Linked DNA regions of Mus musculus: region 2 is linked to region 1. A link is a loop called in an ENCODE intact Hi-C map of the cell type or tissue named here. Cell type or tissue: left cerebral cortex. All regions are shown on one strand. Each heading gives the region's core, and the rest is flanking DNA. Links, peaks and the distances in the headings are about the cores only.

Region 1 (6,243 bases), core at 2,056-4,555:
GCTATGATGGACTGGGCCTTACAATTCTTAGACTGACCTGCAGCACACTCTGCAGCTATGATAGACTGGGCATTAAATTACTTTGACTGGCCTGGAGCATGCTCTGAATCTAGAATATACTGGGACTTAAAAACCTTAGACTGATCTGCAGGACATTCTGCATCTAGGATGGACTGTGCCTACATTTCTTAGACTGACCTGTAGAATACACTGAAACTAGGATGTACTCTACATTACAGTCCATTGACTGACATGCAAAAAACACTGAAGCTAGGATGGACTGGGCCCTGTTGTCCTTTGCTGAACTTCAGCACACTCTGTGGCTAGGATGGACTGGGGCTTACTGTCTGTAGACTGACCTGCAGCACACTCTTTATCTATGATGGATTGGACCTTCCAAGTTTTAGACTGACATGCAGGACACACTCCACCTCAGATAGACTGAGTCTTGTAGACATTAGACTGACCTGCAGCACACTCTGCAGCTAGGAAGACTGGGTCTTACAGTCTTTAGACTGATGTGCAGCACACTTTGTAGCTTGTATAGCCTGAGCGTCACAGTCCTTAGACTTACTGGCAACACACTCTGCAGCTCAGATGGACTGGGCTTTACTCTCCTTAGACTGACATGCATCACACTCTGTAGCTAGGATGGACTGGGCCTTGCAGTCCTTGGACTGACCTGCAGCACACTCTGTAGCTAGGCTGGAATGAGCCTTGCAGTTTTTAGATGGTCCTGCAACATACTCTGTAGCTAGGACAGACCGGGCACTACAGTCCTCAGACTGTCCTGCAGCACACTCTATAGCTAGGATGGCCTGGGCCTTACAGTCCTTATACTGACTTGCAGCACACACTGTAGCTAGGAAAGACTGTGCCTTACTGTCCTTAGACTGACCTGCAACACACACTGCAGGTTGGATGGACTGGGCCTAAATGTCCTTAGTCTGATCTGCAGCACATTCTTTAGCTATGATGGACTGGGCCTTCCAGTTCATAGATTGACCTGCAGTACACTATGCAGCTAGGATGGATTTTGCCTTAAACTACTTTGACTGACCTGGATCATACTGTGCAACTAGGATGGACTGGGACTTACAGTCTTTAGACTGGCATGAAACACGGACTGGAGCTAGAATGGAATGGGTCTTACAGTTTTTAGACTGATGTGCAGCACACTCTGCAGCTAGGTTGGAATGAGCCTTACAAATATTAGACTGAACCGCGACCCATCTGCAGCTAGGATGGACTGGGCATTAAAGCCCTTAGACTGACTTGCAGCACACTCTGCAGCTAGGATTAACTGGGCATTACAGTCCTTAAACTGACATGCAGAACACTGTGCAGCTAGGATTTACTGAGCTTACAGTCCTTAGACTTCCTTGCAACACCACTTTGCAGCCATGATGGACTGGGCCTTACAGTTCTTGGAGTGACCAGCAGGACACTCTGCAGCTAGAATGGAATGAACTTACAGTCCTTAGACTTACCTGCAGCACACTGTGCAGCTAGGATGGACTGGGCCTTACAGTCCTTAGACTGACCTGTATAAAATACTGCAGCTAGGATGGACTGGGCCTTACTGTCCTTTGCTGACCTGCACCAAACTCTGCAGCTAGGATAGACTGGGCCTTACCATCCATAGACTTACCTGCAGCATACTCTTTAGCTACGATGGATTGGACCTTCCAGGTTTTAGACTGGTCTGCAGGACACACTGCATCACACATGGACTAGGCATTGTAGACCTTATGCTGACCCGCAGCACTCCCTGTAGCAAGAATGGATTGGGCCTTACAGTAATTAGTCTGATCTGCAACACACACTGCAGCTTGGATAGACTTGGCCTTATAATCCTTAGACTGACCTGCAGAACACTCTGCTGCTAGGATGTACTGAGCTTACAGTTCTTAGACTGACCTGTAGCACACTCTGCAGCTCAGATGGACTGGGCCTTACAGTCCTTAGACGGATTGCAGCACAGTCTTTAGCTAGGATGGACTGGGCCTTACAGTCCTTAGACTGACCTGCAGCATACCCTGTAACTAGAATAGACTGTGCCATACAATCTTTAGTCTGACCTGCAGCACTCTCTGCAGCTACGATGGACTGGGCCTTACAGTCCTTAGGCTGACCTGTAGCACAATCTGTAGCTAGGATAGACTGGGTCATACAGTAATTGCTCTGAACTGCAGCACACAGTGCACCTAGGATAGACTTGGTCTTACAGTCCACTGAGCTTACAGTCCTTAGACTTACCTGCAGCACACACTGCAGCTACGAAGGACTGGGCCTAAAAGTACTTTGACTGACCTGCAGCACACTCTGGAGCTAGAAAGGACTGGGTCTTACAGTCTTTAGACTGACCTGCAGCACACTCTGCATCTAGAATTGACTAGGCCTTACAGTAATTAATTTGACCTGTAGCACTGCCTGCAGCTAGGATGTACTGAGCTTATAGTCCTTAGACTTACCTGCAGCACACTCTGCAGCTAGGATTGACTGTGTCTATAATCATTCTACAGACCTGTAGAACACACTGCAACTAGGATGGTCTGGGCATTACAGTCCATACAGTGACCTACAGTACACATTTTAGTTACGATGGATTCGAACTCCCAGAATTTAGACTGACCTGCAGCACACTCTTCATCTCAGATGGACTGAGCCTTGAAGTCCTTAGATTGATCTGTAGCACACTCTGTAGCTAGGATGGACTGGGCCTTATAGTAATTAGTCTGACCTGCAGCACACACTGCTGCTAAAATAGACTGGGCCATACTGTCCTTAGACTGACCTGCAGCACATTCTTTAGCTATAAAGGACTGGATCTTACAGTCCTTAGACTGACATGCAGAACACTCTCCAGCTAGGATGGACTGGGCTTTAAAGTACTTTGACTGACTTGCAGCACAATCTGCAGCTAGGGTGGATTAGGACTTACAGTCCTTTGACCTGCAGCACACTCTGCAGCTAGGAAGACTGGGTCTTACTGTCTTTAGACTGACATGCAGCACATTTTGCAGCTTGTATAGGCTGAGCATCACAGTTCTTAGACTTACTGGCAGCATACCCTGCAGCTCAGATGGACTGGGCTTTACTGACCTTACACTGACCTGCATCACACTCTAGAGCTAGGATGAACTGGGCCTTACATTCCTTAGACTGACCTGCAGTACACTCTGCAGCTAGGCTTGACTGAGCCTTGCAGTTTTTAGTCTGTTCTGCAGCACACTCTGTAGCTAGGATGGACCGGGCATTACAGTCCTTAGACTGACGTGCAGAACACTGTGAAGCTAGGATTTACTGAGCGAATGTCCTTAGACTTACTTGCAAGACACTGCAACCAGGATGGACTGGGCATAACTGTCCTTAGACTGTACTGTAGCATATTCTTTAGCTATAATGGACTGGGACTTACAGTTCTTAAACTAAACTGTAGTACACTCTGCAGCTAGGGTAGATATGGACTGACCTGCAGTACACTCTGCAGCTAGGATGTACTGGGCCATAAAGTACTTTTACTGACCCGTAGCACATACTGCATCTTTTATATCCTGAGCCTTGGTCTGACCTGCAGCAAGTCTGTAGCTAGGATAGACAGGGCCATACAGTAATTGGTCTCAACTACAGCACAGAGTGCAGCTAGGATAGACTGGGCCTTACAGTCCTTACACTGCCCTGTCGAACACTCTCCAACTAGGATGGACTAAGCTCACAATCCTTAGACGGACCTGCAGCACTCTCTGCAGCTAGGATAGACTGGGCCTTACAGTCCTTAGACTGACATGCTGATCACTCTCCAACTAGGATGGACTAAGCTCACAGTCCTTAGACGGACCTGCAGCACACTTTGTAGCTAGGACTAACTGGGCATTACAGCCCTTAAACTGACATGCGTGCAGGTAGGATCTACTGAGCTTACAGTCCTTAGACTTCCTTGCAGCACACTCTGCAGCCATGATGGACTGGGCCTTACAGTTCTTAGACTTACATGCAGTGCACTGTGCACTTAGGATGGCATGGAACTTACACTCCTTAGATTGACCTACAGAACACTGCAGCTAGGATTCAGTGGGCCTTAGGGTCCTTAGACTGACATGCAGCACACTCTGCAGCTAGGATGGACTGAGCTTACAGACCTTAGACTTACCTGCAGCACACTCTACAGCTAGGATGGACTGAGCCTTGCAGTCCTAAGATTGATCTGCAGCAACTCTGTAGCAGGATGTTCTTGGCCTTCCAGTAATTAGTCTTACCTGCAGCACTCACTGCCGCTATAATAGACTGGGCCTTATAGTCCTTAGACTGACCTGCAGCACATTCTTTAGCTATGAAAAACAGCATACAGTTCTTAGACTGACATGCAGTACACTCTGCAGCTAGGATGTACTGGGACTTACAGTCCTTTGACTAACCTGTAGCTCACTCTGCATCTAGGATGGACTAGGAATTATAGTTTTTAGACTGACCTACAGCACACTCTGCAGCTAGGATAGACTGGGACTTACAGTCCTTAGACTGACCTGCATCACACTCTGTAGCTAGGCTGGACTGAGCCTTGCAGTTTTTAGACTGTCCTTCAGCACACTCTGTAGCTACAATTGACTGGGCATTACAGTCCTTAGACTGTCCTGCAGCACACTCTGTAACTATGATGGCCTGGGCCTTACATTCATTAGACTGACCTGCAGCACACTCTGTAGCTAGGATGGACTGGACCTTACATTCATTAGACTGACCTGCAGCACACCCTGCAGCTTGGAGGACTGGGCTTTACAGTCCTTAGTCTGACCTGCAGCACATTCTTTAGCTATGATGGACTGGACCTTCTAGTTCATAGACTGACCTGCAGTACACTATGCAGCTATGATAGACTTGGTCTTAAAGTGCTTTGTCTTACCTGCAGCAAACTCTGTAGCTATGAAAGAGTCTTACAATCTTTAGAATGATGTAAAACACACTCTGCAGCTTAGATAGCCTGAGCCTTACAGACCTTAGACTGACCTGCAGAATACTCTGTGGCTAAGAAGGACTGGGTCTTACAGTCTTTAGACTGATTTGCATGCAGCACACTCTGCAGCTTGGATCACCTGAACCTTACCATCTTAGATTGACCTGCAGCACACTCTGCACCTATGATAGACTTGGCCTTACAGACCTTAGACTGACCTGAAGAACACTGTGTGGCTAAGATGTACTTGGCTTATATTCCTTAGACTTGCTTACAGCACACTCTGCAGCTAGGATGGACTTTACCTGCAGTCCTTAGACTGATCTGTGGAATACAGTGCAACTAGGATCATCTGGGCATTACAGTCCATAGACTGAACTGCAGAAAACACTGCAGCTAGGATGGACTGGGCTTTACTCTCCTTTCACTGACCTGCAGCAGACTCTGCAGCTGGGATGGACCTGGCCTTACCATACAAGGACTCACCTGCAGCACACTCCTTATCTACAATGGACTGGGCCTTACTGTCCTAAGACTGACCTGGAACACACTCTACAGATCAGATAGACTGGGCCTTACAGTACTTAGACTGACCTGCAGCTCACTCTGTAGCTAGGATGGACTGGGCCTTACTGTCCTTAGACTGAACTGCAGCACACTCCTTAGCTATATAGACTGGGCTTTACAGTCCTTAGACTGACCTGCAGCACGCTCTGCAGCTAGGAAAGACTATGTCTTACAGTCTTTAGACTGACATGCAGCACACACTGCAGCTTGGATTGTCTGATCTTTAAAATCCTTAGACTGACCGGCAACATACCCTGCAGCTCAGATGTACTATGCCTAACTGTTCTTAGAGTGACCAGCAGCACACTCTCTAGCTAGGTTGGACTGGGCCTTAAAATCCTTAGAGCAACCTGAAGCACACTCTGCAGCTAGGATGGACTGGGTCTTACAGTTCTTATATTGACCTGCAGTACAATTAACAGCTAGGATGGACTGGGATTTAAATTCCTTAGATTAACCTGCAGAACATTCTGAAGCTTCGATGGACTGTGACTTACAGTCCTTAGATAGACCTGCAGAGCACTCTGCAGCTAGGATGGACTGGGCCTTACAGTACTTTGACTGACCTTAATCACACTCTGCAGCTAGCATGGACTGGGACTTAAAGTCTCTAGACTGACCTGCAGCACTCTGCAGCTAAAAAACACTGTGTCTTACAGTCTTTAGGCTGATCTGCAACACACTCTGCAGCTTGGATAGCCTGACCCTTACTGTCCTTAGAG
Region 2 (6,243 bases), core at 1,588-4,087, 240 kb before region 1:
AAGTGAGGCAAGTCTTCAAGTGGTAGCACAATTGGGGTGGGATTTCACCATTGACTTGTGCTTTCTACAACACGGGAAATCAGGATTTCATGTCAGTATTGGCCAGTCAGATCATACCTAGAAAATTTTCTTAATTCTAAGCTTCCCATCAATTTAGCAAGGTTCATAGTAACCCCAAATTTTTTTAGATAAGTAGAGTAAAAGAAGGTAAAAAGAGGTTTGTCCAAGGTCTCAGAGTTGGTTAGTTCAGGGTTCAACCAATTTATGCGTAATGTCATATGATGGCTAATATTGATTCAACCTGAAAGGCTATAGAATTACATAAGCAGAGAAACTTGTGGCCCTGGCTAGATGCAGGATTGTGTTGAGATAGCAAGACCCACTGTAACTGTACCCACCACTCCCAGCTCACTTATAAACAGCCTGTCAGATGAACCCCGACTGGTATCCTCTCAACTGTCTTCATTTTCATTTGCACATGGCTACTACTGATTTATGATCTCTAGGCACACGTGGGTCATTAACTCAGTCTGCAAGCCGTTTTGTGTTTCTACAGTCAAATCTCCCCTTCTGAGCAGCAACTAGAGTATTGGAAGCTATCATCTATTTTCTGAAATGTCTTCTCACCACTTAACTTTCAACAGATGACCCTGCCCTTTCTTTCACAAAGGAAATGGGGACCACAAAGAGGAAGAGTCTCATTGCCCCTGTCAGCAGCCCTGGAAACCCTCCTGCATCTGCCGCCCCACCTTCTTGGCTTTCCCCAAACAGGTGCCTCCTCCTGTAGATGACTTTTTATTTCCTTCTTTCCATGTGCTCAGAAGCCTTACACTAGCCAAGCTCTTTTGTGTTCAGCCTCCTTCTTTTGTCCTCCATAGCATTTACAAACTTCATTTAAAAAAAAATTAAATCCTTCGGATGTGCACACTCTTTCTCCATGCCAGACAGGCTCTCTCTTCCCTATCACAGTCTTGGCCACCTGAAGTGTCTCAGTCCCTGACTTCCATACCTATATAGCATCATGCTCCCTAGTGAAACCTCTTTGTGAGGTCACTAATAACTTCCTATTGCTAATCTCAGGTGTCAGTTGCTAACCCGTTTAATACTTAATTCTTGGCATCAAACAACTGTTGTTTGTCGGTTTGTTTGCTTTTTGGTTTGTTTTGAATCTCCCATCACTGCCAAGCCCTGATGCCCCAGGGCTTTTCCACCAGCATTTCCTCCTCTTCTTTGTGAAGTCCTCCTCTCTTGTTCTGGACCCAAAACTCCAAGAATGTTTCTTTTTGGAGATCTCTCCTTTCTTACTATGACATTCTCCTGTGTTACCACAACAGGACACTGTAAACAGTGTGGCTTAAAAAATGGATTTCTTACAGTTCTCGAAGCTAGAAGTTCCAAACACCAATATACATTGTTCACCATTACTATGTTTTGTATTTTTCTTGGCTTCTTGGATGGCTTGCCTAGTAATGCATTCGGAGGTAATTTTCCATAGAGTAGGTGGATTGCCTGCCATCAATGACCTCAATTCCTTCCCTTTTCACTATATGCATAACCTTTGCGTTATGGCGTTATAGCTTCTCCCATCAGGGAGCAGAATAATTTTTCCTGGCCCTTAAAATTATACTCAGCCCCGTGATGTGTGTTTAAAGCCAGCCTGGTTTACATACTGAGATCTGTGCCAGCCAGGGCCTACATAGAGAGACCCTGTCTCAAAGGGCGAAAGGGGACAAATCTATCACTTAAGAAAAGCAGTGGATTGGGAGAAACTCCACCTTCAGGGCTACCTGTGCCATTAGTTTTGTTTTCCTGGAAAGTTTTTTTCATTTGGATGGTTGATCTCAGAACTTTGGTTCAAAAATTCTATAACTGATCAGTTTTACATAGTTTCCTCAAGCATCAATAGAATTACATTATTCTTTTTTATAAATGATTTTTATGAGATATTTCTTCATTTACATTTCAAATGCTATCCCCAAAGCCCCCTAACCCTCCCCCCGCCCTGCTCCCCAACCCTCCCACTTCCACTTCCTGGCCCTGGCATTCCCCTGTACTGGGGCATATGATCTTTCTAAGACCAAGGGCCTCTCCTCACACTGATGGTTGACTAGGCCATCCTCTGCTACATATGCAACTAGAGACACGAGCTCTGGGGTACTGGTTAGTTCATATCTTTGTTCCTCCTATAGGGTTACAGACCCCTTTAGCTCCTTGGGTACTTTCTCTAGCTTCTCCCTAGGGGCCCTGTGTTCCATTCGATAGATGACTATGAGAATCCATTCTGTATTTGCCAGGCCCTGGCATAGCCTCGCAAGAGACAGCTATATCAGGGTCATGTCAGCAAAATCTTTCTAATATATGCATTATTGTCTGGGTTTGGTGGTTGTATATGGCATGGATCCCCGGGTGGGGCAGTCTCTGGATGGTCCTTCCTTCTGTCCCAGCTCTGAACTTTGTCTCTGTAACTCCTTCCATGGGTATTTTGTTGCCCATTCTAAGAAGGAACAAACTATCCACATTTTAGTCTTCCTTCTTCTTGAGTTTCATGTGTTTTGCAAACTGTATCTTGCATATTCTAAGTTTCTGGGCTAATATTTGCTTATCAGTGAGTACATATCATGTGTGATCTTTTGTGACTGGGTTTCCTCACTCAGGATGATATCCTCCAGATCCATCCATTTGCCTAAGAATTTCATGAAATCGTGTTTTTAATAGCTGAGTAGTACTCCATTGTGTAAATGTACCACATTTTCTGTATCCATTTCTCTGTTGAGGGACATCTACAAACCCTTATTTCCTTCGTTCATTTAATTCAGCAGCTTTTAGCATAGTCTACCATTTTGGTTGTTTATTTTTGGTCTTTTAAAAGTTCTAAGAAGTTTGACTTTTATATCACAAGTAAAGAACAGTTGTTATAATAATAGAGAAACAGAAAATATCTGCACAGTGGAGAAAATAAAACTTTAACTCGACTGCCTAAGGAGAATAATTTTTAATGATTTTGTTGTATATACTTGGTAGTGTATATATATAACTATATAAATATATATAACTATATATAGTTATAGGTCAGTCTAAGGACTATATGTCCCAGTCCATACTAGCTGCAGAGTTTGCTGCAGGTCAGCAAAGGACAGTAAGGCCCAGTCCATCCTAGCTGCAGTATTTTATACAGGTCAGTCTAAGGACTGTAAGGCCCAGTCCATCCTAGCTGCACAGTGTGCTGCAGGTAAGTCTAAGGACTGTAAGCTCATTCCATTCTAGCTGCAGAGTGTCTTGCTGGTCATTCCAAGAACTGTAAGGCCCAGTCCATCATGGCTGCAGAGTGTGCTTCAGGCAAGTCTAAGGACTGTAAGCTCAGTCTGTCCTAGTTGGAGAGTGTTCTGCAGGTCAGTATAAGGACTGTAAGGCCCAGTCTATCTTAGCTGCACTCTGTGCTGCAGTTGAGACCAATTACTGTATGGCCCTGTCTATCCTAGCTACAGACTGTGCTGCAGGTCAGACTAAAGATTCTAAGGATCAGGATATTAAAGCTGCAGAATGTGCTGTAGGTCAAAGTACTTTAAGGCCCAGTCCATCCTAGCTGCAGAGTGTGCTGAATGTCAGGCTAATGATTGTATAGCACAGTCTATCCTAGTTACTGTGTGTGCTGCAGGTCAGTCCAAAGAGTGTAAGTCCCAGTCATCCTAGCTGCAGAGTGTGCTACAGGTAAGTCTAAGAGTTGTAATACTAATACAGTCCATACTAATGGCAGAGTGTTCTGCAGGTCAGTCTAAGGAATGTAAGGCCCAGTCTATCCAAGCTCCAGTGTGTGCTGCATGTCAGACTAATTACTGTAAGGCCCAATCCATCCTAGCTACAGAGTGTTCTGCAGGTCAGTCTAAGGAATGTAAGGCCCAGTCTATCCAAGCTCCAGTGTGTGCTGCATGTCAGACTAATTACTGTAAGGCCCAATCCATCCTAGCTACAGAGTGTGCTGCAGGTCAGTCTAATGTCTTTAAGGCTCAGTTCATCTGAGGCACAGTGTGTCCTGCATGACAGTCTAAAACATGGAAGGTCCAATCCATCGTAGCTAAAGAGTGTGTTGCAGGTCAGTCTAAGGACTGTAGGGCACAGGCTATCCAAGCTGCAGAGTGTTCTGCACATCAGTCTAAAAACTGTAAGACCCATTCCATTCAAGCTGCAGTGTGTGCTGAAGGTCAGTCTAGGGACTGCCAGTCACAGTCCATCCTAGCTGTAGAGTGGGCTACAGGTCAGTCTAAGCACTGTAAGGCCCAGTCCATCAGAGCTAAAGAATGTGCTGCAGGTCAGTCTAAGGACAGTAAGGCCCAGTCCATCTGAGTTGCAGAGTGTGCTGCAGATATGTCTAAGAACTGTAAGCTCAGTCCATTCTAGCTGCAGAGTGTACTACAGGTCAGTCCAAGGACTGTAAGACCCAGTATATCCTAGCTACAGAGTGTGCTGCGGGTCAGTATAAGGTCGGTAAGTCCCAGTCCATCTGAGCTGCAGAGTAAGCTGTAGGTCAGTCTAAGGACTGTAAGGCTCAGGCTATCTAAGATACAAAGTCTTACATCAGCCTAAAAGACTATAAGACCCAGTCCTTCCTAGATGCAGAGTGTGCTGCAGGTCAGTCCAAGGACTGTAAGGCCTTTGTGGCATTTGTTTCATGTAGAATTGTGGAACATTTACACCAAACAGCATTACCCCCTGTTAGTGCTCTTTCACAGCAGGATGACAAGGTATTTTTTCTATTTTGTGATTGAGGGAAAAGTTCTGGTAAGTGCTTTACCTACAGTTGCACAGTTAATGTTTTGGGAAGAAAACCAAGCATTTTTGAGGGTCTCTAGCAGTGAAGCACTTCCCACTCCCTAGTTTTCTTAGCTTTGGTAGCTTTCAGTGTTAACTTTGCTTGGTTCTCTGTTCTTATTGGCCTACTGGAGGGCTGCAGAAAACCAGCTCCTTAGAACTGATCCTGAGAGTGAATGATTGCAGAGATTTATAATAGCCAGGCAAGGGTTTGAGAATCAGGTGAAGTGAAAACCAGATGACGGAGAGAAAGGGAAAAATTCTGCCAGTCATTAATGTCTCTGACTCGTTGATTTGTTTCTAGGTGTTGTGGAGTCTTTTGCATCTACTGTCAGTCCGACCAGAATGAAGAACCTTATGTGAGCATCACTAAGAAATGACAGATGCCAAAAGATGGCCTTTCACAGGAGGTGGAGAAAGAGGGTGGCCAGGCAGAAGGGCAAGCTGATTACCCACCGTTCTGCATTCAGTCGGGCATCAGTGATACAGGCTTTCCTAGGCTCTGCCCCACAACTGACCCTACAACTGTATATAACTGTCTTGGAACAGAACATCACTACTGGAAGATGTATGTATGCATGCTTTTTTGTTAAAAACAATTCTGCTTACATTTAGGGTTCAACTGACAAACAAAACTGTTTTTATTCAGATAAAATCAGTTGATATGTGCATCTGTTCTGAGTCTGTGTTCCGTTTGCTAACCTAAAATCCCAGTGAATTAAAATAATAACACTTTTTTGTGGTGAGGCGGGTTTATAAATCTGTATTTTTCCCAGAACTCAAAAGGAAAAGTTCACTTACTCTAGTGTAGACCAGCTGAGGGGGCTCAAATATGTGGGAGCTTTAAATCATTGAAGACTGATTTACAACATGTTTTTGGACCTCTTTTCTGTGTGGAAAGAGTTTAGACTTCCTTATAGCATGGTACTGCTTGCAAGTGTGAAACTGTCATTTTTTGTCACTTTGACTTAGGAATCATGGGAGCCTGCTACATTTTAACTGAAAGGTTCTGATTTTCCTTCCTTCTTTCCTTCTTTCCTTGTTTCCTTCCTTATTTCCTTCCTTCCTTCCTTCCTTCCTTCCTTCCTTCTTTCTTTCTTTCTTTCTTTCTTTCTTTCTTTCTTTCTTTCTTTCTTTCTTTCTTTGCTTCCTTCTTTCTTTCCTTCCTTCCTTCCTTCCTTCCTTCCTTCCTTCCTTCCTTCCTTCCTTCTGTACAGTCTAATTAATAGAACAAATTCAATATTTTTAATTAGGTATTATTTCATTTACATTTCCAATGCTATCCCAAAAGTCCCCCACACCCTCCCCCACCCGCTCCCCCACCCACCCACTCCCACTTCTTGGCCTTGGCGTTCCCCTGTATTTGAAGGAAGATGAAATATTGTAACTTGTTTAGGAGCCCACAGCCCCGATCTGGGACTGAGAACAAAGCAGAAC

What was found. A loop is a pair of places that touch in the nucleus more often than their neighbours do. Peaks named below come from ENCODE experiments on the same cell type or tissue, not always from the same donor. Only the 100,000 strongest peaks of a DNase experiment are listed, where the experiment ranks them.
Region 2: it touches region 1 in a loop (17-fold over the local background); 2 of 42 quality-filtered maps call a loop at or near these places.

Annotation. Positions count from the first base shown.
Region 1 is chrX:9,577,192-9,583,434 of GRCm38, forward strand. No RefSeq gene overlaps it. Among named protein-coding and RNA genes, the nearest start is that of H2al1o, 7.9 kb to the left of the region's middle. In left cerebral cortex, for the core only: no CTCF peak of the experiment used is centred there; no DNase peak of the experiment used is centred there.
Region 2 is chrX:9,338,926-9,345,168 of GRCm38, forward strand. No RefSeq gene overlaps it. Among named protein-coding and RNA genes, the nearest start is that of H2al1k, 8.6 kb to the right of the region's middle. In left cerebral cortex, for the core only: no CTCF peak of the experiment used is centred there; no DNase peak of the experiment used is centred there.